Linked DNA regions of Mus musculus: all the other regions are linked to region 2. A link is a loop called in an ENCODE intact Hi-C map of the cell type or tissue named here. Cell type or tissue: left cerebral cortex. All regions are shown on one strand. Region 1 has its middle 4.1 kb from the start of Gm39694. Region 2 has its middle 61 kb from the start of Gm33404. Region 3 has its middle 15 kb from the start of Gm33668.

What was found. Peaks named below come from ENCODE experiments on the same cell type or tissue, not always from the same donor. Only the 100,000 strongest peaks of a DNase experiment are listed, where the experiment ranks them.
Region 1: it touches region 2 in a loop (4-fold over the local background); 2 of 42 quality-filtered maps call a loop at or near these places.
Region 3: a loop joins it to region 2, with 2.7 times the contacts of the local background. A loop is called at or near these places in 2 of 42 quality-filtered maps.

Annotation. Positions count from the first base shown.
Region 1 is chr1:166,424,582-166,432,581 of GRCm38, forward strand. It overlaps the pseudogene Gm16418. Among named protein-coding and RNA genes, the nearest start is that of Gm39694, 4.1 kb to the right of the region's middle. In left cerebral cortex, a CTCF peak has its summit at 4,615 (motif pointing right); DNase peaks (open chromatin) are centred at 4,655, 5,388, 5,621 and 6,064; H3K4me3 peaks cover 410 bases.
Region 2 is chr1:166,790,539-166,798,538 of GRCm38, forward strand. No RefSeq gene overlaps it. Among named protein-coding and RNA genes, the nearest start is that of Gm33404, 61 kb to the right of the region's middle. In left cerebral cortex, a CTCF peak has its summit at 4,270 (motif pointing left); DNase peaks (open chromatin) are centred at 944, 2,762, 2,998, 3,275 and 6 more places; H3K27ac peaks cover 782 bases.
Region 3 is chr1:167,130,522-167,138,521 of GRCm38, forward strand. No RefSeq gene overlaps it. Among named protein-coding and RNA genes, the nearest start is that of Gm33668, 15 kb to the left of the region's middle. In left cerebral cortex, no CTCF peak of the experiment used is centred here; DNase peaks (open chromatin) are centred at 4,342 and 5,439.

The DNA of each region.
Region 1 (8,000 bases), 370 kb before region 2:
ACCTGTCCTCTGGTCCGGACGGTGGCCGGCTGTCTGCGGCCCGCCAAGAGTGCTGCCTCAGCGGCTCTGTGCTTCTGCCCGTCCCAGAAGCTGTCCGGTTCTCTGGTGCACCCTCTAACCTGTTCAGACTAATTTCCTAAGTTCTGCTGAGTCCCGGAACCAAGATGGCGACCGCTGCTGCTGAGGCTGAGGCCGCCTCCCAAGCCAGGCGGACACCTGTCCTCTGGTCCGGATGGTGGCCGGTTGTCTGCGGCCCGCCCAGGCTGCTGCCTCAGCGGCTCTGTGCTTCTGCCCGTCCCAGAAGCTGTCCGGTTCTCTGGTGCACCCTCTAACCTGTTCAGACTAATTTCCTAAGTTCTGCTGAGTCCCGGAACCAAGATGGCGACCCAGCTTATCTCTTAGTATGAGTTTTGTTGTGCCCCAAATCTCTTGGTATGTGATATCTTCATTATCACTTGTCCCAAGAAACCAAAAACATCTTTATTAGTTTCTTTACTGAGTCATTTAGTTATTAAGAAGTTGTTTACTTTATACATATTTGTATACTTCACAAAACTTTTCTTGCCACTAGCTTTTAGATTTATTGTCTTTTAGTTGGAAAAAGTGATATGGTTTCAATTTTAAAAAGGTTGGAAGCTGTTGTTTTATGACCTGTCATATGACACATCCCAGAGAATGTAAAGTGTGATATTTAGAAGAACGTGTGTTTGTAGCTGTTGGGCAGAATCCTTGTAGATGTCTGTTAGGTTCATTTTGCCTAGATGCAATTATCTCTGGTATACTGGTTTTCTGCCTGGATGATTCATCCACAATGACAGTAATGTGTTTAAGTCATGTATTGTTATTGGATTGGAGTATATATTTTCCTTCAGACTTATTGAACAGACTTTTTAAACATAGCATCGATATTTACATATAATCACTATTACCTGTGGCTGAATCCACACCTCCATCATGAGATGAAGAGCTTTCTATCTCCTCTTCATACAAACTACATAGTTTGTATTTTTTAAAGATCCATTTAATCACTCTCCATCTTTAAATTGGAGATTTTTATTCACTTACATTTAAGGTAACTATTGTTAGCTTATATATTATCACTGCCAGCTTATTATAGCTTCCTGGTATATCTATAGATATTTTCTTTCCCCCTTTGTACAGTTAGTTGTGATTAAGCGATTTTTCTCTAGTTGTGTTTTCATTTTTATTTTAAAAAAGTATGTGTGTGTGTATGTGTGTGTGTGTGTTTGCTTGCAAGTATGTTAGTGCAGCATTGTGTGCCCAAAGATGTCCACAGAGTCAGGAAGAGGCAGTCAAATCCCCCAAACCTGGGGTTACAGATGTTTGTGAGCTGCCATGTGTGTGTGGGGAATGGGATTTGGATCCTCTGGAAGAACAGCAGCCAGTGCTCTTAACCACTGAGCCATCTCTCCAGCTCCTAGTAGCATGTTTTGATTACAAGTGTTTACCTTGTAGATTTTAAAAATTTATTTATTTGATGTTGTGAATACACTGTCACTCTCTTCAGACACACATGAAGAGGGCATTGGATCCTATTGCAGATGGTTATGAGCCACCAAGAGGTTACTGGGAATTGAACTCAGGACCTCTGAAAGAGCAGTCAGTGCTCTTAATTGCTGAGCCATCTCTCTAGCCCCCACCCACCGTATAGAGTTTTAATATCCATTCTACATGCATTTTTATGTTTTAAGCATACTGATGTAGATATTATATTTCTTTTTGATCTTCACTCTAAAGATATAGTTCTTCCATGCACGGTGTTTGCACCATGGATCATTTTGTTGGGTAGGTTGACAGCTCTTGTCTTTCTGTATATTCTATCTCATTCTACTCCCTGCTGTCAGGTAGGGTGTCTGCTGAGAGGCCTAATGTCAGGTGAGTTGGATCGCATGCATAGTATTTGGGGTTTCCCCCTCTTTCTTATGTGTGTGGTATACACATGTGTGATCATGTGTGTACATGCACATGTGTATGTGTGTATTTGGTGTGTGTGTGTGTGTGTGTGTGTGTGTGTGTGTAGCAGAGGATGACACTGAGTGTCCTTGGATGCTGTCCCCTTCTATGAGACAAGATCTCCCACTGGCCTGGAATTCCTCATGTAGGCTATGCTGACTGGCTAAGGAGCACCAGGGAGTTGTCTCCCCAGGTCTTGGATTAAATGCATATGCTACCAGTCTAGGCATTTCTCCTCACGGGTTCTGAAGAATGAACTCAGGTCTTTGTGCTTGCAAGGAAATCAGTTTGCCAAGTGAACCATTTCCCACACCTGAACTAAACTGGTTACCTGTACCTCTGTACTCCTTCTATAGCTGGGTGGTTGAGTTCTCCTCTCTACTGGAGGACTTTTCTGCTGTCTTTTTGAATAAGCTTTCCACCTTCTGGCCTTCTCAAAGGCTCTAGCAATGTGAATGTTTGTTCTTGTATTTCTGTCCTGTAGTTTCCAAAGGATTTATTTAGTCCATCTCCTTCATTTTTCTCTTTAAGTTATATATTTTCAAATAGCCCATTTTTGAGCTCATTAGATGGTCTTCTGTTTATTTGAGTCTGATAATGACGCTGTATATAATATTTTACATTCAATTTTAAGTACTTTTCTGCTTGAAGATTTGATTTTAAAAATTTGCTATCTGTTGTCTCTGATGAATTTATGAATTTTATTTTCATTTTCTTTCTTAAGATTTATTTATTTTATTTTATATGTATGAGTGTTTTGTCTGCACATATGTATGTGCACCACATGTGCCAGAGGCCAGAAGGTGGAAAGCTTATTCAAAAAGACAGCAGAAAAGTCCTCCAGTAGAGAGGAGAATGCAACCACCCATGTGGTGCCTATGGAAATCAGAACCTGCCCAGCACCAGGTATTGAGGAAAATAGCGATGGTAGCATTAGCGGATTTCAGGGGCAAAAACTGAGTTTTTCGAGGACTAAAATTGTTTACTTATAATAATATTTGCCGTTCTTAACTCTTTGCTTTTCTAGGATGAAAAGCCATTGGCTTCTGGTAATAAACTCTTGCTGGCATCATCAGGGAATTAAGAGGAAAAAAGGCTTAAGAAAAAATGCTGCTCAGGAGGCTCCTGCTGGCTAGGCAAGAGGCTTGCAGCTTGGTAACCCTTCATGAACCATAGAGAAAAGAAAATAAAGAAAGGGAGAACTCAAGCACACACACACACACCCTGCTCCGGCCATACCACCCATCTCATCAACTCTACAAGTGCTTATGCATATTTATACACACACACACACACACACACACACACACACACGTATGTAGGGACAAACAGACATACATATATACATTTGGTGAATGGGGCAGAGCCCCCAAGCCATACTTTAATTCTTCTCTCTGGCTTTCTTATACTTTCTTATACCTTTGTAGGCAATTTTTAAAAAAATTACCTCATAGATGAAATGTTACACAAAAGGGGCGTTACAGAAGGATGTTGGTGTTATCAGTTCAAAGCAGAGTTTCATTCTATAAGCTCATTGTAAGTTCAAAACAACAGTTTCACATGGCCTGGTGACAACTGTGACTTCATCCTTAGACCTGGCCTAAATGAATGTTTTTCCTTGGTCATAAATCTGTCCCAATCTTTTCTGCTTTCTTATTCTAGTGCAATCAGCCTGTAACACATAAAGGTTTACAGAGCCCTATTTGCAGCTCTTCAGAGAGTCAGAAGTTACTTGTGTAAATTTAGGAATTCCATAAACCTAGTATCAGGAACTATAAAAATTTCAGTTTGTCAACACAGCACTATTACGTGATAAGATATCTTTATTGAACTGCAGGGAATCTGCCCAACAGGGTAGGCTAATACCCAGGAATCATTAGGCTATGTAATAGTGACAGGAAAGGCATACCAGCAGGAAGAAGAAATCCTGGGATAAAAATCTCTGAAGATCCTGCAAATCAGAGCTTACCCATTGCAGCTGTGCAAAGCAGTGGGCCATCTCCAGAAAACCTACTTGTTTGTCTTTAGCCTTTCCTCAATGACTTCTGGCAGTTGAGTTCGAGGCCAGCCTGGTCTACAGAATGAGCTCCAGGACAGCCAGGGCTACACAGAGAAACCCTGTCTTGAAAAACAAAAATAAAAAAAAACAAACAAAAAACCCACCCCCCCCACAAAACCCAAACAAACAAACAAACAAAAAACAAAAAACAACCAAAACAAACAAACAAAAAGACCCAGCCATTTTAAATTCTCTGTCAAAGAGTTTGCACATATCCATTGCTTTCTGGTCAGTTTTTGATGCCTTATCTTTTAGGTAGGGTAATGGTCCTTTGAGCTGAATAGAAGCACCTATTATTGGACAGATTAGAAGTTTATTCCAGACTTCACTCTGTGGCTTTATTTGTGGCTATATTATATGGGCTGATATGTGGTGTGGTATGTGGTGTGGTGTGGTGTGGTGTGGTGTGGTGTGTGTGTGTGTGTGTGTGTGTGTGTGTGTGTGTGTGTGTGTGTGTGTTTGTATAATTGTGTGTGTGTCCTGAGCCTAGTCTGGTCTTACTCTAACACTAGAGGGTGTGTTCAGTATAGATTTCCTAGAGCCATGGTTGGTATATTATCAATATTTCAGCACTAGAGGGCACCCCAAAACTATATTTGCAGCAATCAGCAGTTGAAGCTGTTTTTCAGGATGGAATGGGTGTTAAAGCAATTTTTACTTTTTGATTTAGACATTTTTAAAGAGGATGTTTCTGTGCTGCCAAGATGGCTCCGATGGCTCTCACTGCCAAACCTGAGCACCTGAGTTCCACGCTGGGACCACGTGGTGGAAGGAGGGAGCCTGCTCCCTGAGGTTGTCCTCTGGTCTCCACATACACAGACACACAGACACACAGACACACAGACACACACACACACACACACACACACACACACACACACACACACACACAAAGAGAGAGAGAGAACAAATGAATATAAAAAATAAAATAAAGAGATTTTCAAATATTAAATATTAATAATTAATATTTCAGATTAAAAAGTGATGACTTTATTTCCAACCCAAATATCAGAAAATTCAACGTGAGTAACCCGTCTGATGAGAGAGAGCAGCTGATCACTGAGGCAGCTTCTTTGAAACAAGATCTTCAGACGATTGTGAATGGCTCTCAGTCTAAGAATACGGACACTTCTTAACCATTCGTTTCTGCATTAAAACACTCTTACTTGTGCAGTGTTGTTTTGAGACACCCACGAGATACTGTTACTCTTCACAATTCTTGTAAACAGCAAAAAGAGCGTGCTGCTAAGCCAGATCTGTCGGACTTACACATGGCTGTGGCTCTTGTAGAGGCGGAGGCTTCAGTCTCAATGACCCGAGTAACAGACTGCCAGGGAAGGCGGGAGACTTGAAGAGGGAGTGGCTGCATCTCACAGCCACACTGCACAGAGGCTATTATTATCATTTACTGACAGGAAAGGGAAACAGAAATAGGAAGTAAGGGATCTGGGCCACTGTTGGTAAGATTAGATTTTTTATTTCCAAAGGCAAGTTTTTTTTTTTTTTCCTTCCCCTTCCTATTTTTAGTTAGAATTGGCACATCATGGCTTGCATTTGGGGTGACTCAGTAGGTGGTTCTTAAGTCCTCTTGTCTCTGATCCTTGTACTATCATCTTAAATTTGCCGAGCCATTTTAGGCTCTTGGACATTGCCCAGAAATGTAAAGTGCTGAGGAGATGCAGGTTGCAACGTCTCTATTCCGTCTGCGCAGAGTCTCCCCCACACTGATACTGGCAAGTCAGATGGACAAGCGCTTTGATGAGTCAGGACACCTTGATATCTTTTTAACTCTTACAACTTTTGCTGTTTTATAAATGAGAAAGCTGACATTAAGGTAGATTAAGCAGTTTCCCTGTGGTAATACCAAATAGTAAGAGGCAGATGTGGTCCTGACATCCAGCCACCTGGCCCCAGTGCCTCTTCAGCAGATTCGACTTTCTCTGGAGGGCGAGGAGCTCTGCCCCTGGTGTCTATTCGGTCTTCCCATACCTTTTCTAAGTTTATACATCGGAGAAAGGTGCCTTAGAAAACAAAGAAGACACAGGACCATGACCGGAGCCACGTGCCATACAGAGCAAGGGAGGGCTGAGGGCTGAGAGCTTCCTCTGCTCTCCAAACAAAGGCTGAGTGTGGGAGACAGATGAAAAATTCACAGTAAAAAGGAAGGCAGTGATAGTGAAACTCTATTTCTTACTTGTTATTTTTTTAATTGGATATTTTATTTATTTACATTTCAAATGTTATCCCCTTTCCCAGTTTCCCCTCTGAAACCCCCCTATACCATCCTCCCTCCCCCTATTCCACCCACCCACTCCTGCCTCCCTACCTTGGCCTTCCCCTACACTGGGCCATCCAGCCTTCCCAAGACCAAGGGCCTCTCCTCCCATTGATGTCTGACAAGTCCGTCTTCTGCTACATATGAAGCTGGAGCCATGGGTCTCTTCATGTGTACTCTTTGGTTGGTGGCTTAGTTCCTGGGAGCTCTAGGGGGGTCTGGTTGGTTGATATTGTTGTTCCTCTTATGGGGTTGCAAACCCCTTCAGTTCCTTCAGTCCTTTCTTTAACTCCTCCATTGGGGTCTCGTGCTCAGTCCAATGGTTGGCTGTGAGCATCTGCCTCTAGTTGTCAGGCTCTGGCAGAGCCTCTCAGGAGACAGCTATATCAGGCTCCTGTCAGCAAGCACTTCTTGGCATCCACAATAATGTCTGGGTTTGGTGTCTGTAAATACGATGGATGCCCAGGTGAGGAGTCTCTGGATGGCCTTTCCTTCAGTCTCTGTTCCACACTTTGTCTCCCTACTTCCTCCCTTGAGTATTTTGTTCCCCCTTCTGAGAAGGACTGGAGCATCCACACCAAGATCTTTCTTCTTCTTGAGCTTCATGTGGTCTGTGAATTTTTTTTTCCAAGGCATAAGAATAAGGTTTAATGCTGCACCTATCAAGGCAGCCCTAGTGTCTGTCAACGCGGAAGCTCCCTGAGCGGTGCAGACCTCTCCAGTGTCCAGCTTCCTCAGTGTCCTCCACAGGACTACGCTGTGTCTGAGGCCTCGGCACATGGTACCATCGAGGCCTGTGGTGGGGGAGGGGCTGCCTAATCGTCCTTCTTAAACTTGCCGTTGATGTAAGGCACCCAGTCCAGGATCAGCTGCCAGTCCGTGGCCCACACCAGTCCCACAGCACCCACAGTGCCCCACATGCCGGCTGTGGGAATCCAGTTTCTGGCCAGTTCCCGGTAGCGCGGGCCTAGAAACCTGCTCAGCATCGCTGCAGGGTCTCAATACTGGTCTGTGAATTTTATCTTGGGTATTCCGAGCTTTTGGGCTAATATTTACTTATCGGTGAGTACATACCATGTGTGTTCTTTTGTGATTGGGTTACCTCACTCAGGATGACATTTTCTAGTTCCATCCATTTGCCTGTGAATTTCATGAAGTCATTGTTTTTAATAGCTGAGAAGTACTGCATTGTGTAAATGTACCACATTTTCTGTATCCATTCCTCTGTTGAGGGACATCTGGGTTGTTCCCAGCTTCTGGCTATTATAAATAATGCTGCTATGGATATAGTGGAGCATGTGTCCTTGTTATATGTTGGAGCATCTTCTGGGTATTTGCCCAGGAGTGGTATAGCTGGGTTTGCAGGTAGTACTATGTCCAATTTTCTGAGGAACTGCCTGGCTGATTTCCAGAGTGGTTGTACCAGCTTGCAATTCCACCAACAATGGAGGAGTGTTCCCCTTTCTCCACATCCTCACCAGCATCTGCTGTCACCTGAGTTTTTGATCTTAGCCATTCTGACTGGTGTAAGGTGGAATCTCAGGATTGTTTTGATTTACGTTTCCCTGATGACTAAGGATGTTGAACATTTCTTTAGGTGCTTCTCAGACCTTGTTATTTGTAATCCCCCCACCTCTAAGTAAATTAAAAGTGGGATTATTAAGAATAACAAGGGTATTATTCATAAAATGT
Region 2 (8,000 bases):
AGTTGATTCCGTGGGCCATGATCTCATGTTCTAGGGCCCCCTGACTACTATGATTCTTCCTCCTTTCTTCCTTGGGGTTCCTCGGACTCCAAAGAGAGGGACCTAGTGGAGCTCTCCAGCTGGGCACTCTCTCTGCCCAATGTTTGGCTGTGGGTTTCTGCGTTTGCTCGCATCATCTGGCAAAGAAAGCATCTGTGAAGATGTTTGGGCTGGGCACCGATTTATGAGTATAGCAGAATATCATTAGGAAGAGTTTCACTGATTTTTTTTTTATTTATAGAGATAGTCAACTAAAAGTTTTGAGACTGTTGCCTAAACAATTAGTGATCTAGGCTTAAAGATGAAGTAAAAGAAAATAAAGCATTTTTTAAAATGAAGGCACTATCTCAAGTAGATGCAAGTATCTACAGACAAACAGTGTGGTAAGCAGTCTTTATTGTCAAGTTGGCTGGATGAAGATGTGTCCATGGTGATAGTGTCACATGCTTCTGGGTGTGTGTGTGATGATATTTCACAGACCATTAGATGACAAAGTTCTGAAGTAATCAATGGATTAATCCATTGATTGATTTATAACATGATAGTATTATTGGCAGGTACTAAAGAGAAAATAAATCACTGAGAACATGAGCTTGGAGATATACCATGTCCCCCCGGCTCCCTCCTCTAGTCTCTTTCTGCTTTCCATTCATCAACACTGAAGAACAGCTTCTGCCACATGGCTCTCACTTGTTATGATTTTCTTTCCAAGTGCATGGGGCCAAACTGCCATGAAGGGAGCCCTCTGAAACCTGGAAACTGTTGTAAGTTTCTTCTCCATTAAGCTGTTTCTACGGGATACAAAGTCACAGGAATGAGAAGAGTGTTTGCTACAGAGAGTGTCTGTTCAGGATTCCCCTTTCCTCTCCTCTCCTCCAAACTCTACAGAAAAGAGTCCATTTTGAATCATTCTTCTATTCTGAGAGTGACCCAGAAATTCCTATTCTTTTTGAAAGCGTGAGTGGCTGTTACTCTATTTTAGGAACAGAGGACATATTGTAAGTCTTTCTTCCTGTCCCCTCTTCCCAGGTGGTGGGAATTACACAATGGTGGGAATGGGTGGGAGTTATACAAGGGTGTCAGGGATCTTTTCACACTAAGATGAGTATCTTTTAATACATAGTTTTACTATTCATCTAATATACTCTCACACAGGATAGGATTTCAGTTTCTAACCCTGATGAAATGAGAGATCTAGTAATTATAGAGATAAATGGTTTAACGCATCACAAACAACTATCAGAGAATTCTGAAAGTAGACATTAATGTTCAGATTAAGTTGGAAAGTCAAAGCAACCAGTACAGAACTTGGGGAAACTCATTAGATATTTGTTCTCTTTAGTCTCCTGGTTTTGACTCGAGGGCTCCCCTGTTGTAGAACTAGACAACATGGATGAGCAACAAAATGGCAAGAGAAAACAGTCAATCAAGATGTACAGTACAAGAGGGAGCCAGAGCTTTAAAACAAATTAAAAACAAATGATAGTTACATAAAAACAAAAATCTTTATCTGGGGAAGGGGAACAGTATGAGTGTGTGCCTGGTGCGCAGAATCCCTGAGTTTACTTCCTAGCACCAAGAGAGAGAGGGAGAGAGAGAGAGACATAGAGACAGACAGACAGACAGACAGACAGAGACAGAGACAGAGAGACAGACAGAGACAGACAGAGACAGAGAAAAAGACAGAGACAGAAGAACACAAGTGAATCTGATACAAATTTCCACCTTAGGAAAACAAAACAAAGAGTAAATTGAATCTGAACCAAGCAGAAGGCAATAATAAAGATCATGACAAAAATCAATGATTTGAAATTGAACGATCTGAAAAGCAATAGAGTGAATCAATGAAACTTAGTGAAGCTTTTTTTTAAAAATGGATAAAAACACAAATTACTAATATCAAGAGTGGCATTGCCAATATCAAGATACCACTGTACCTCCCATTACCAGTACAAATCTATCAAGCGCATGCTAATAATTCTGAAATCTAAGGTGAAATGGATCAATACTTAGATAGATACAAACAACCAAAATTGTTCAACAGAAATAATCTCAATAATCAGAACTTTAGGAAAGAAATTTAATCTGTAGTTCAATTCTCTCTCCAGCTAAAGCTTCGCATTTGTGTGGCTTACTTCATGAGTTCTGCCAAGCATTTAGGGAGGAAGTTACATCAATTTTATACCAACTGCTTCACGAAGCACCTCCCAACTTGTTTTATGCCATCATTGTACTGACCACATTCAACGCTGTAAGGAAACAAACTGCAGACCCGTGTGTACTTAGGAACCTGAAAGCAAATGCAACAACAAAGCAAAAGTCATTCCCAGTGATAGCTAGCATAGAGATCCAGCATGAGCAAGTGGGACTTAATTCCAAGACTGTAAATCTACCGATTTATAAAATCCAAACAACATGACCTCCACTTCTATCGGGGGACAAGGCCCTATAGGTGATAATGGGACACAGTGGGGCACATGAGTGGTATCAGGATCACCGAACTTCTGTTCCCAATAGAGGTCATTTATATTAATTATGTTTCTCATTGTTGTAACCAAACACCCGACAGAAGCAAATTAAAGAAGGAAGGGTATTTTGGGCTCATGGTTTAAGAAGGGATACAGTCTACCACAGAGGGTAGGCAGGGAAGTGGGCACACGAGGCAGATGGTCACATTGCATCTGAGTCAGGAAGCAGAGAGCTGACAGGAAGTAGAGCTCAGACAGAAACCTCAAGGTTCATCTCCAGCAGCCCACGTCCTGCAGTGAGGCTCTGCCTCTTCAAGGTTCCATAACCTTCTGAAATAGAGTCTCCCATTTGGCACACTTCTCTTGAACCCACAGCCCACGGTGATCTCACAGAACTGCACTGGTAGCCTTTTCTGGTTGTTGTTGAACATAATCACTCAAGAAATTCTTAGGAGCTATCTCTGGAGAGCTGGACACAGTTGTGGGTATAATGCTGCCTAGAGAAGAGACACAACAATACCTCCCACAGCCTCCTGGGAAAGATCCAGTCTCAGGCCTCAATCCAGATCAACAGAACCAACACCAGCTCAGAAAAGGACAAGCAAAAAAAATTTTTTTTTCTGAAGAACTTAGCCAACATAGAAGCTTTCTTTAGCGGATAATGCACTTATACAAACATCTGATGACCCCTTTCTTTCTAAAGTGACACTGAGACCTGGGGACTGGCTGTTCTTCTCTTGACAAGAGGTCCTGTTACAACAATCCCCTAGAACTGAATCACAGACTGGTACAGGCCTGCCAAGAATCCTGACTCACCAGCCAAATGGTACTCCAAGGACACCCAAGGACATGGCTGGAGCTGCAGCCACCTGTGAAGCAAACTGAGAACCAAAAGGCTGCCCAGACCCAGGCTCGGTCTGTGGGATGTTTGCTGGGAAGGTCAGCCAGATCTCAGTTCCACCCTCCTCACCTCTTATGTCTTTAGTGGCTAGTTTTAGTTCTCAAAGCTAACTAGAACACCAAATTCCTTTCACTAAGACTCAGACTAAGACACAGACTTAAAAGAATGAGGAAAACCTGCCTTTATGGGAACTTTGGAAAATTAAAAGAACTGAACAGCAGTCAGAATTGCAAAGCTGGTAATATATATTTTATAAGGGTTAACTTTCTCATACTTCCTTTTATAGAGCAAGAGATATTTGAATTCCTCTTCTAGTCAAAGAGGGAAAGTAAGCCTTGAACCTCCAAATTTACTCAACAATCAGATCAGCTCAACCCGAAATCTCACAAATTCCATCTTAGACCTGTCAAGGTCACATATGCCCATTGTCAACACAAGTTAGTTCTCAGTAGCCTGCCCTCCTGGAATCCCGAACCATGTCAGTCAGGCATTTAGCCCAGGACACCATGAGCAGCTTGGATGCTGTGTACACTTAAGTTTCTACCCATCTTGGGGTGTGGGGAATCGATTCAACTCTTCAGCTGTGTCACATCACATGGTCCCTGGTAAAATGTTTCACCAACGAGTTTAGTGTAGAAGGCAAGACGAGCTTAGCAAAGCTTTTAGTTATACTACGCACTTGATGCTGTATTAACTGCTCCTGAAGTCAAGACAGAGGATACAGTCCCCGAACAGTTGTCTCCATCCCTAGTCAAGTTAATTCCATCTTTTTTTCCTGTTTTCTTCAAAGGCCTTATGCACTAACCCTTTCCCTGTGGCTGTTTACCCATCAGAAGCCTCACTCAGCAGAGGAGGAGCCCTCTTGTGGCCAAGATGGTATCTTATTTGTCCGTAGAGGCCCAGATCCCAGCATGGTGCCTGTCACGTAGACTCAATAAATGTTGAACGAATGGGCAACGTCCTGCTATGTGAATGAGAATATTCTCCAGTAAGTGTGCCGTCCTAACGATCTTCTCTGAGGGCATTGGCCTGCTGTTTCCCCGTGGTGTTAGAAATGGAGAAGGCTGACTGAATAATTCCACGGCTTCCTTCTGAGCTCTTCCCTTAGACACAGACCACTGTCAGGTTGCTAATACTGTTTCCCTGGGCCCACCACGAAGGATGCCGAGCCTTATCACTCTAAGGTGTTTGCTTCACGTAGCAACTTGCTTTTTAATGAGCTTGTTTATCTCACCATCTCGGATGTTAATGTGGTCGGGAGGGAAGCATGCTGATTGACTATTACCAAGCAAAGTGGAAAGCCTCCAGGGAGAGCATCAGCTACAAGCTATGTGCTAACAATTATTCAATAACCAAATTTTCTTAAAAGAGAGAGAGAGAGAGAGAGAGAGAAACAACACAAGAAGAAGTTGGAAAAAGCACAAAATGAGCCACAGAAAAATAGGACAAGTTTGAAAGTTGCTCACATATCCAACTCTCAGCTTCTAGCTGGAGCCTGCTGGACTGTAAAGTGACTTCTGGCACGTCTACTTTACAGAGAGAAAATAATCCTAGGCATAAAGAAAGGTAGGTTTAAGGCCCACTGCTCCATCTTTCTCAATCTTTCCTTTTCTGATTTGCTTTCATGGTAGCAGTCTGGTTGTTGACATCTGGCATTTTCTTACAGGACAGCTCCAGCTCGTTGCTCTGTATTTGCAAACTTCCCCCCAGCCCCCTCTAGATGAGTTCTCTACTCTGTGATATGATGTGACCATAGGCTGGTCTCATTGTCAGCCTAGCCTAGGCTGCTTTCCTTCTGCCTTCTACTGGACTCAGCTTCTCCTGTCCGGTGCCGCTACAGTACCAAGTCCCATCACAGAAACTTCATGCTTCGAGGGCAGTCACTGCTGCCAGAGTTCCTTCCTCTCAATTGTCCCTAATAACATTGTCTTTCTCCCAAAGTCTTTGAGATTATAACTGCCTCTCTCTATGGCTAAACTCTGTGTGCCTCCATACATCTTATCTGTTGTTTTAACCTTGTTCACACTTCTGTAGTTTTTAAATTCACATTTCTTAATTTGCACTACCTATTTGGTATAGGTTATTTATGCAAATATTATGCAAATAATATACATCAAATCAGCAGTGACACCTAGCTGTCACTTTTCATTTCCTAGTTCTCTATAGGTTTTGGTAGCTTACCCCATCCTTCCATCAACATGTTTGGGCCTCCACTGTAATCAAATCCTTATCCACAATGTATAATTAAGGAAAGTGTGACTCTGAAGCTAAGCCACTTATCCAAAGGTATTTAGACATCTAATTACTTTTTCCTAAGGAAAAACAACTTCATGCAAAAATAACACAAACATACTCTGAAACAGGAAGAAACTTTAAATTCTCCTTAGGGAGGTGAGGAAAGACAAGAACAAAGCAAAAATTAAAAAAAAAATGTGTGTGTGGAGTGGATGGGTGGACTGATCTCAGAGAGAAGCCAGGCCATTTCTCTATGGCAGGCACCTACTAGAAAGACTGTGTGCCTGTAGGTTCAGTAGTTTGGAGAAACTGTCTCAGATAGTGATGCACATTTGTCTGGCTGTCTTATTTGAAGCAAGCACAGCAACTGGAGGGAGTGAGAGATTGGAGAGAAAGGGGGTGGGCTGGCATTCATCCATCTCAAAGGCGGGGGAGGTGAATTTCTCCATTTAGAAAACACAGTTGGATGACATGACATGGCCAGGGTAGAACAGTCCTTCAAGGCTTGTGGTCGGAAAGCAATTGAAGATGCCCAGAAGTCTTATTTGCAAACATGCATCCCTGTCTTTCATCCTCGCTCAGCTCCTCTCGGGCAAATGGAGCATTTGTTTCAATCTCAGGGCAACTCTGCTAGCTGTTTATCACAGGGAACGGGGAGAGAAGCCAGGAATTTTTTAGGAAGGATTGTCTATAATGCCAGAATGTGGACTCCAGGTGAAGAGGAACGAGGCCAAGGTGGGGTGGGGGGCCGAGGGGGCTGGGAGGGCTGGCAGATTGTTAGGCTTAAGGGGGTAGAAGGTAATTTTTAAGTAAGTTAGCTGAGCTGAGCGGAGTTAACTTTGTACCTGGAGTTGAAATTTTGGATGACCTTGTGGTCTGCAATATCTTGTTCTCAGGTTTGTCCTCACTATTGAGTGTGATGCTTGATGTGAAGCCAGCAGTGCCAGATGACGCATGAAAAAGGAGGCTTGCCAGGCTCAGGGGAAGCTCGGATTTAGAAGGGGAAAGACAGTCTGTCCAGAGCTTCCATCTATTTTATAAGCACATAGGAAACCTCTTTTCTCTTCCCTCCCCATACTCTCAGCATCTCTCCCTCTCTGTCTCTCTGTCTTTCTCTCTCTGTCTCTGTCTCTGTCTCTGTCTCTCTCTCTCTCTCTCTCTGGCTCTCTCTGTATTTCTGTCACTCTTTGTATCTGTCTCTCTCTGCCTCCCTCTCTGTCTCTGCCTCTCTCTGTGTCTCTCTTTGTCTCCACCTCTGTGTCTTTGTCTTTCTCTGCCTCTTCCTCTCTCTCTCCCTTCCTCTCTCCCTCCCTTCTTCCCCTCTGCATAAGCAACTCCACATTTCCCAGAATACTTTTTCTCTCCCCTTGTTCCCCTTCCTATGATAAAACTTTCCTGATAAAAGTTAGTCCAAACAGAAGTCATCTTCTCCCACAGCTGTGATGTGCCACCAGTGCCCCTGCTGTGACCCCTTCTTTGTCTTGATTTAATGACTACTCTTTGCTGTCTTCATTTGACCATAAGTCCTTCGAAGGGAGTTTTCCAGGCTGATTCAGTTTTGCAAATCCCACACTGTCTACCACATAGCAGAAACTCCATAAACCTTTGTTAAATAAATACATGATGTGGCTAAATGGAGTTCTACAAACGGGCGGTGCTGCCTGATCAAGTGAGAAACCAACCCAGTTTAAACTTAGGCTAAAGGAGACAATGGAACTAATGAATAATGAGCGCCTCTTGAATACGGGGAATCAAAGTCAGCTCTTATATTTAGCATCAGAGGTGGGAACTGAAATTACTGTCTCAAAAAAAAAAAAATCAGTCTATTAGGTTAGCATTTACATAATGGCAGAATCAAAGCAGCTTTGGCTCTTTGAAATCTGCCACAACTAACCTAGCAATGTTTGTTCAATATATTAAAATTAATAATAATGGCAGACAATAATAGCAGCTAACGTTTAAACCCATGTTACTTGTTAGCTATTGTGCACACTATTGACATACTTTATTCCCACAGTGCTGTTTGTAACACACAGCTCTATAAACAAAACAAGGCCACAAAGAGTTTGTTATTTATCTAAACTTATGCAACCAACAAGCAGCCGAGCTAAAACCTCAGCTCCAAATTTTGTGAGTTCAATTATTTACATCTGGAAGACTTGTGATTTTGATGTTTATTTGAAGAAACCCTGCATTCATGTGGAACATAGATACACATGAAGGCAAAACACCCATACACATGACATAACAGAATTAAGTATATATTTTTGGCTGTTGGATGATCTTATATTGAAATACTTTCTCTTGTTGCTTCTTAAGTAGATGAACACCCCACTGTAGCACTGTGATGTCATGAG
Region 3 (8,000 bases), 340 kb after region 2:
AGAGGAAATTCATAACATTCCAAGGCAAAATAAGTAGATTAAGTTAGTCCTAAATGCAGAAGACATACCTATATACATCAAAGCATTAAAACTCTACCAAAGGTAATTAATCCTAGTACTGGTAAGGCAGAGGCAGACAGATCTCTGTGAGTTCAAGGCCAGCCTGGTCTGCATAGTGAGTTCCAGGACAGCCAGTGCTATAAAGAGAGACCTTGTCTCAAAAAGACGAGGAGGGGGGAGGGAGGGAGGGAAGGAATACCCACTGGTCAGGCAAGGCGAGCCCACTCATGTGATAAGGGAGAGACTGTTGTAGAGTTAACCAACTGTTCCCTGATGGAGTTTGATTCCATCTCCATGGCTGGGAACTCATAGGCCCTAATGAGGAAGCTTCTAGTGTGCAACATCAAATTACCTTCTAAATAACTATGTCTATGGCCATAGGCTAGTGCTGCTGTAATCTTCGGTGAAAGAAGAATAGCTTTTATAGTTCTTTGGAGAGATGCATACTGGCCAAAGCCTTGAGAATAAATGACTGTTGAATGCCCAGCATTGAATGGGAGGGACTGTTCTACTCACCTCCTCTGAGGCTCAAGAAACATTGAAGAACGGGTGGAAAGAACTCTTAAGAAGACAAGGAATGGAGTGGGACACTGGGTTCTGAGCATGAAATAGCTGGTGCATCTTGAACTTATAACTGTGATCACCTGTACAGGATTGGACTAGTCATACCCAGTCATGGAAGGAGTAGAAGCATAAGGGGCTCTATCTCTCCCTGAGGGTTTATGCAAAACTAATGGTTGCTAGAATACAGAGAGACATTTTCTTCATTGGTATAGCACCTTATAAAGTGCACATGCTTCTATAAACACCCTCATGAAATCCATAAGGGAACACACGCACATGTGCACACACATGCACACACACATGTGCACGTGCACACACACATGTAGTAGGAGGGTGACTCATGTGGAAAGGCGGACAAGAAAGAGAAATAGGGGACTAAAGTATCAAGCTGTATTATCATGTAATGAAAATGTCATCATGAAACCCATCGTTACATACAATTAACATATACTAATAAAAAATTTTAAAACACACTACAAAATGGTAGAAACCAAAATAGCACAGCACTGTCATAAAAAGTCACATAGGCAGAAGAGAGAAGCCAGAAATAAACTGTGTGGTTGTAGCCAGCTAATTTCCCAACAGTTGAGAAAGTCTCTGTAATAAATGGTGCTGAAGGAAAATCCAGGCCTCTATTCATCAAGGTTAAAAGTCAACTTAAAATATATTTTGAAAACTTAAATAAATTCCATCTAAGCCATGAAACTATAGAAGGAAACAGAAGAAGTACTTCGGGACACTGACCTGGAAAAAAAATGTAGTGAAATCCCCAAGATACAGGCAACGGATGCAAAAATTAACAAATGGGATTACATAAGACCAAAATGCCCCTTATAGCTGGAAAGAGAACCACTGGAGTAGAAAAAGGACTAGAGAATAGGAGAAGTGTTTGCAAATGTTTGACAAGGAGATAAATTCAAAATACATGAGGGAATTTGACATCAGAAGCTAAAAATATTAAAAATCCAAATAATCTGATCTTTAAAATGACTGGATAACCTGAAAATTGGCACTTCTAAAAAGAGTAAAAATTTTAAAAATGACCAAGAGATAGATAGATATAAATATTTAATTCTCAACATCACTAATCAGCAGAGAATGCAAACTGATCCGCAATGCGAAGTCATCAAACCCTGGGCAGAGTGGTCACTTAGCACCCATGTCCTGTCATGAAGAAGTCTGTTGAGATTTCTCATTCTTTGTGTTGCTGAGAGATTACAGCTCCTCTGTGGCTGTACTGTATCCATACAGGGCAGTTTTATATTATGTCACAGAGAGAGAGAGAGAGAGAGGGGGGGGGGGGGGCTGTATCCATGTCTCCTCTGACTTGGAAGCTGAGTTTTTACGTCGTTATCTGTTCGCCCACTGTGGGGAGCAAGGAGCAAAGACCAGTGGGCTTCCTCATCTCTAACTTTAGTGCTGTGATGCATAGCTAGCCGTGAAGTACCTGCTAAGTTTAATACAAGTGTCAAACTGATTCAGCTATCACATCCTCTGTGGTAATTAGGATGAACCAGTGGCCTTGTGCACAGTAGACATACACCCTACCATTTGCTACATCAACAAAAAAGCAAGGTGTGCAGGATCTGCTACGCATGCTCTCCCCCAGCTCCTCTCTCTCTCAATGGCAACTGCCAAGTCTTTCAGCAGACTTGTAATGACAGTTTTATGATAACCAGTCTCCAAGCCAGTGAGGACAATATTTCTAATGCATTCTAGTTCATTGGTGAGAGCCATGTAAGTTAACACTTAAATGTGGAAAGTTCTGAGAAATTTGGGACTACACCTGATACTGTGTTGACACTCCAGCAAAAGCTTTCATATATAAAGATTGTGCTAGAGTAAATGTTTTTTCCTTCTCTCATATGTATGTGTGTTCACATGTGTGTGCACAAGTGTGAAAGCTCAAGATTGGCATGGAGAGTCTCCTTGTTCATTGAGGCTAGGTCTCTCAGTTGAAACCAGAGCTCACTGATTGAGCCAGTCCAGCTAGCCAGCTTGCCCTCTGTATTCCTTGCCTCTGCCTTCCAAGCACTGGAATTATAAGCAGGCTACTACACCCACCTGGCATTTATGTGGGTCCTGCGAACGAGCCCTGTCCTCATACTTGGGAAACAAAGACTTTAGTCGGTCAGTCATCTCTCCAGCCCTGGCATGGCTTACAATAATAAATAAAATGTGGAGAAATGACCCTTACTTTAACCCTGACAATTCCAGGTTGAAAGCAAGATCTGCCTGCTTTTTCTCGTTGTCAGAAGTGGTCGTGTACCACCCCAGACACCACTGCTTTTATTTTTAATCGATAAACTCTAAAGATATTGAGGTGAATTAAGGGATTTTCCTTCTTATCAATGACTTAGAATCCAGCTAATAGGAGATGAAAGAGTTCAATGCACAGGAGATTGATTTTTTCCCCTAGGCATTTACAAGAAAGCAGCCACTCAATGTCCAGGAAGAATAGCATCCCCTTTCTCTCCCTTTGTCTGAGCTGGCTCCTAACCTGCAAGAATCCGAGAGCAGCTGGAATTGAAAGGTCAAGCTGGAAGGTGTACTTAGCTCCAGAAGAGGTCACATAAATCTTTGAATTTCCTGAGATGACAAAAGCCCACCGAAAACCCCAGTGGAGTCACGTGATTCCGCTGACTGCTAGCTGCTCCTCTGATACTGTTTCAAGACCGCCCCAGCCCTGTAAAAAAGCAGACGCTGTCTCTGACTGCGTTGCCTGCCTTCGGATCCCTTTTCCCTGACTGGACCGACTTTCCCAGGTTCCGTAGGAAAGGATGCTCGTTCTAGGGAGTATGCCAACCCGGGTTGATAGCTATGGGAGGTCTCCCCTTCTCTGAGGAGAAAGGGAGAGGAAAGGAAGGGAGGAGAGGTGAGAGGGAGGGACTGGGAGGAAAGAAGGGAGGAGAATCTGGGATCCTGATATAAAGTAAATTTAAAAATAATAATAATAATAACAAAATAAATGCATCTGCCTGAGCTGTTTTCACTAGTGTAATCTTGGGAACTTTTTTGGAATTTCCATATGTCCAGGATTACTAAAGGAGATTTAAATGGTTTTGTAAATGCCAGTTCAACCTTTGCTTCTTCAGGAAGAGGACAGCCATGGCACCAGCCCTTGTGGGAGCCCAGAGCAACAGGCTTCACTTTGTGGTCGCCTGCTCCATTGGGCAGAGCAGGCCACTCCGCAGGCAGATGGAAAGCTGATACTTCATCGTATGGAACCCACCTGTACGCAGCTCGTCCTTGTCATCTTCTTCGAGTTTTTTCCTCTCTCTTGTTCGCTTTTCTTTCCTCCTTCTAAGTCACAACCCAGGACACAAGAAAGGCTGTGTAACGCAGGCAAAGTTAAGAGTGTAAAGGTGGAGGGGGGGGGCACCAGGGGCAGGGAGGGGGAGGAGGGCGGGGGAGGGGCGGGAGACTGGGGAAGGGAGAGAGGAGGGGTGCTTGCGAAAGGATGAGCAGACTAGGATCTCAACCCTGCAGTTGTATCTTGCCCCCTCCCCTCACTTAGACACCCTCATCCACACACTTTATCTCAAGGTAGACATTTCCTAGGTAGAATGTATCCAGTCCACTTATCTCCAGGCCAGATGTCCCTGCTCTGAAAGCTAGGCCTAAATACCCAACAGCCATTTAAAGGCTCCACATCTGTGTACATAAGCCCTTTAGCCTCCTCACTCCCAGCCTGACTCACCACTCCCCACCCACCCTCTTGCCTACCACCTACTGGTGCTTCAGAGAAGCCGGTTTTAAGTAATGGTACCATTATCTACCCAGATTCCAAGGGCGAAAGAGGGGAGACAACTCAGCACCTCCTGTCCATCAGCTCCCGCCCACCTCCGACATCGGCTCTCACCTGCCTACCTCCTCAGTCATCTGCCTCCTCTAGGGTCTGCGGGTACCAGGGCTTCTGTTTGTTTCTCTTGCCTGACTTCTAGCGCCTTTTAGTGGTTTTTTAGTGGTAGTGGTGGTGGTTTGGGGTTTGGTTTGGTTTGGTTTGGTTTGGTTTGGTTTGGTTTGGTTTGGTTTTTAGGTGTTCCCATCATGGCTTCTGTTGGTTTTAGTTTTCTGGTTCCAAGTCTTTGGTAATTGGTCTTTTGGTTTTTTTTTTTGTTGTTGTTTTGTTTTTTTTTTCAGTTTTTGGTCTTTTGGTTTTGGGGGTTGATGTTTGTTTGTTTGTTTGTTTGGGGGATGCTGTTTCATGTTAGTTTAGTGAGATCCAAGTTCATCTCCTCCATTAGCTGCCATCAAAGCAATTTCTTCTCAGGGTTTTTTGCCACCCTCTGATGTGATCACTGAAAATACCTAAGTGCCCTGAATTTTCCTTCATGAGCTCTTGACTCTGTTTTGTCCTGGATCCCAAGACCAGCTATAAAAAACAGCAATGACTTCAGGAGCCCTGGAAAGGGAAGGGTAGCATCCAAGCTGCCAGTTTGGTGGCAGGCTACACACACACACACACACACACACTCACACACACACACACACACCAGAGAAGGGGGAGAAATCTCTGCAAGAAGTCTGTGCGCGTGCTCTCTCTCTCTCTCTCTCTCTCTCTCTCTCTCTCTCTCATCAGCAACAGAAGCACAGTTCTCAAAAGTAACATGGCCCAGTTCAAACCACGTGTCTACCTAGGATGCAGCAGAGGCTAGCAACTCTCCTGGGACCACACAGAGCCGTTCCTGGTCTTCCAAGCCCAGGTAGTGAGGGATGGTGTGATGGTGCAACAAAGTCTTTCTTTCCTAGAAAGAGGAACAATGGCTCTAGAATAGGAAGCCTGGATTGTGATTCCCACCTCCTCCACTAACCAGCCGGGTGCCTTAACCAACTCACGTCGACTCTTTGGACATCTGTTTCCTCACTGGGGAAAAAAAATTGTGATAAAATATGCTTTGCCTACTTCACAGGATTTTATGAGGTTTTAGCAAAAAAAAAAAAATGTTTTCAATATATGTTTTGAAAACTAAAAAAAAAAAAAGTATAAAAATCAAACTGCCCTACTACTAAGCTATAAACATAAACATCAGAATGCTGGAGAAACAGCTTGGTGGTTAAGAGTACTGGCTGCTCTTGCAGAAGACCCAAGTTTGGTTCCCAGCACCCACATGGCAATTCACAAAAACCAGAAACTGCAGTTCCAGGGGCTCTAATGCCCCCACCCCTGTCCTTCATGGGCACTCCAAGAATATGGTGCTCTAACATGCATTCAAGCAAAACACTCATGCACATAAAATAAATAGATCTTTAAACAGAAGCATCATCTGTCAGGGAGGACTATGGTTTCCACCACAAAAGGCCCCACATTGCACTGAGGCAACATGGCCCCAATAAACCCCCTCAGAGTACACATGACACAGAAGAAAGATAAAACAGAGAATCATTAAGTTCGCTGCTCTAGGATGTTTCCATGAATTTGCTCTGACAGGGGAATTCCAAGGGGTGAGGAAATGGGGCAGGCTGTGTGTTTTAGATGAATCAGGGAAGAAATCCACTGGGATTACCCAGAGAGGATCCTGTGGCTCAATAGAGGTCAGCTCTCCTGACCACTGGAGGGTAGTCAGAAGGCCTCCAATTGTGCCAATATTAATTTTATCTTGGTAGGACTTCTTTGTTTCACACAATTACGGTCCTCTTCACGAAGCAAGCGTCTCAAGGATGAGAGCTGGAAATGAGAAAACCCCATTCTCACTCCTCGCTTCCCTTCAACCATGGATGCTGTGTGACATTTTACTCTCACGCTTTATTAATCGAAGACACCATCGATTATAAGGCACCACAATTTTATGTAATACTGAGAAGGAAAAATTATCTCCAGTTTAAATTTTGACATATCAATGATGAGAAGTATTTCCACTTCAGTGATGATAAATGTGGGGAAAAAAAAAGTTAAACTTAGAACCCTGAGAACATAGTATCTATATGTTGACTGGGTTACTGTATCAAAGCAGCTTCCACTAACAGTACCATCCATCTACAGGGGCCGGAATGGTACAGTGTAGAATTCTCCAGAACTCAGAATGCAAACAGTCTCTGCTAGAGAGGATTATTGACAGTGATCACTGTGATAATTTTTCTCCAGGCCAAGATTCTTCTGAAGAAAAAAAAATTGGAGAAATAAGCCCAGAACATATAAAATGGTTTTTTGAAAGGAAACAAAAGTTTTATTCCCAGAGATGAGAAACAAAGTTGACGCTGGCTACCATTTCTCAACACACAGATCAGGGCCCATCTTTAGACCTGACCATCCTTATAAGGACCCAAAGTGCAGAAGCATCTCAGACTTCATGGGATACTGTGGTGGTTTGAATATGCTTGGCCCAAGGAGGGGCACTATTTGGAGGTGTGGCCCTGTTGGAATGGGTGTGGCCTTGTTAGAGTAGGTGTATCACTGTGGGTGTGGGCTTTAAGACCCTCCTCCTAGCTGCCTGGAAGCAAATATTCTCCTAGCAGCCTTCTGATGAAGATGTAGAGCTCTCAGCTCCTCCTGCACCATGCCTGCCTGGATGCTGCCATGTTCCTGCCTTGATGATACTGAACTGAATCGCTGAACCTGGAAGCCAGCCCCAATTAATGTTGTTCTTTATAAGAGTTGCCTTGGTCATGGTGTCTGTTCAGAGCAGTAAAAGCCTGACAAAGACAGATACCCTCAGAGGACTGGTCATAATACAGGGACTGTCTCACCTGTCCCCAGAGGCGGGAACTCCCTGTCCTAAGAGTCCTCATGTAACCTAGGGGCATTTATTGCATTAACACGTCAGTAAATAACTACTGTTTGCTCAGAATAAGCTAAGAGATAAAAAGGAAATTGATTGTTCACTCCCTGCCCTCCTGCTCCTGACATCTTTCTCGTTATTATTATTTCCATTTGATTCCTTTTATTTCTTCCTTTCTCCCTTTTTTTCTTCATGTTTAAGGGGTTTTTGTTTTTTGTTTTTTTACAATATTGTTTTCTTCTAAACTTTATATATTTTTGTTATTTACTTTCATATATTTATATGATTATTATGAATCTTCTATTTTTTGTTTGTTTGGTTGGTTGGTTTTTTGCTTGTTTGTTTTTCGAGACAGGGCTTCTCTGTAGCCCTGGCTGTCCCGGAACTCACTTTGTAGACCAGGCTGGCCTCGAACTCAGAAATCCACCTGCCTCTACTTCCCGAGTGCTGGGATTAAAGGCCTGTGCTACCACGCCTGGCGAATTTTCTATTCTTGAGTAATATTTTTCTTTTGTTTCATATTTTTCTTGATGTTTCCTCCGCTCACATTTTGTATTATGATTTTACCTTATTAGTTTAAAAAATATTTTTACAATGCCATTGTTTTTTAAATTTAATGATTTTATTTTATGTATATGATTTGCTTGCATGTGTGCA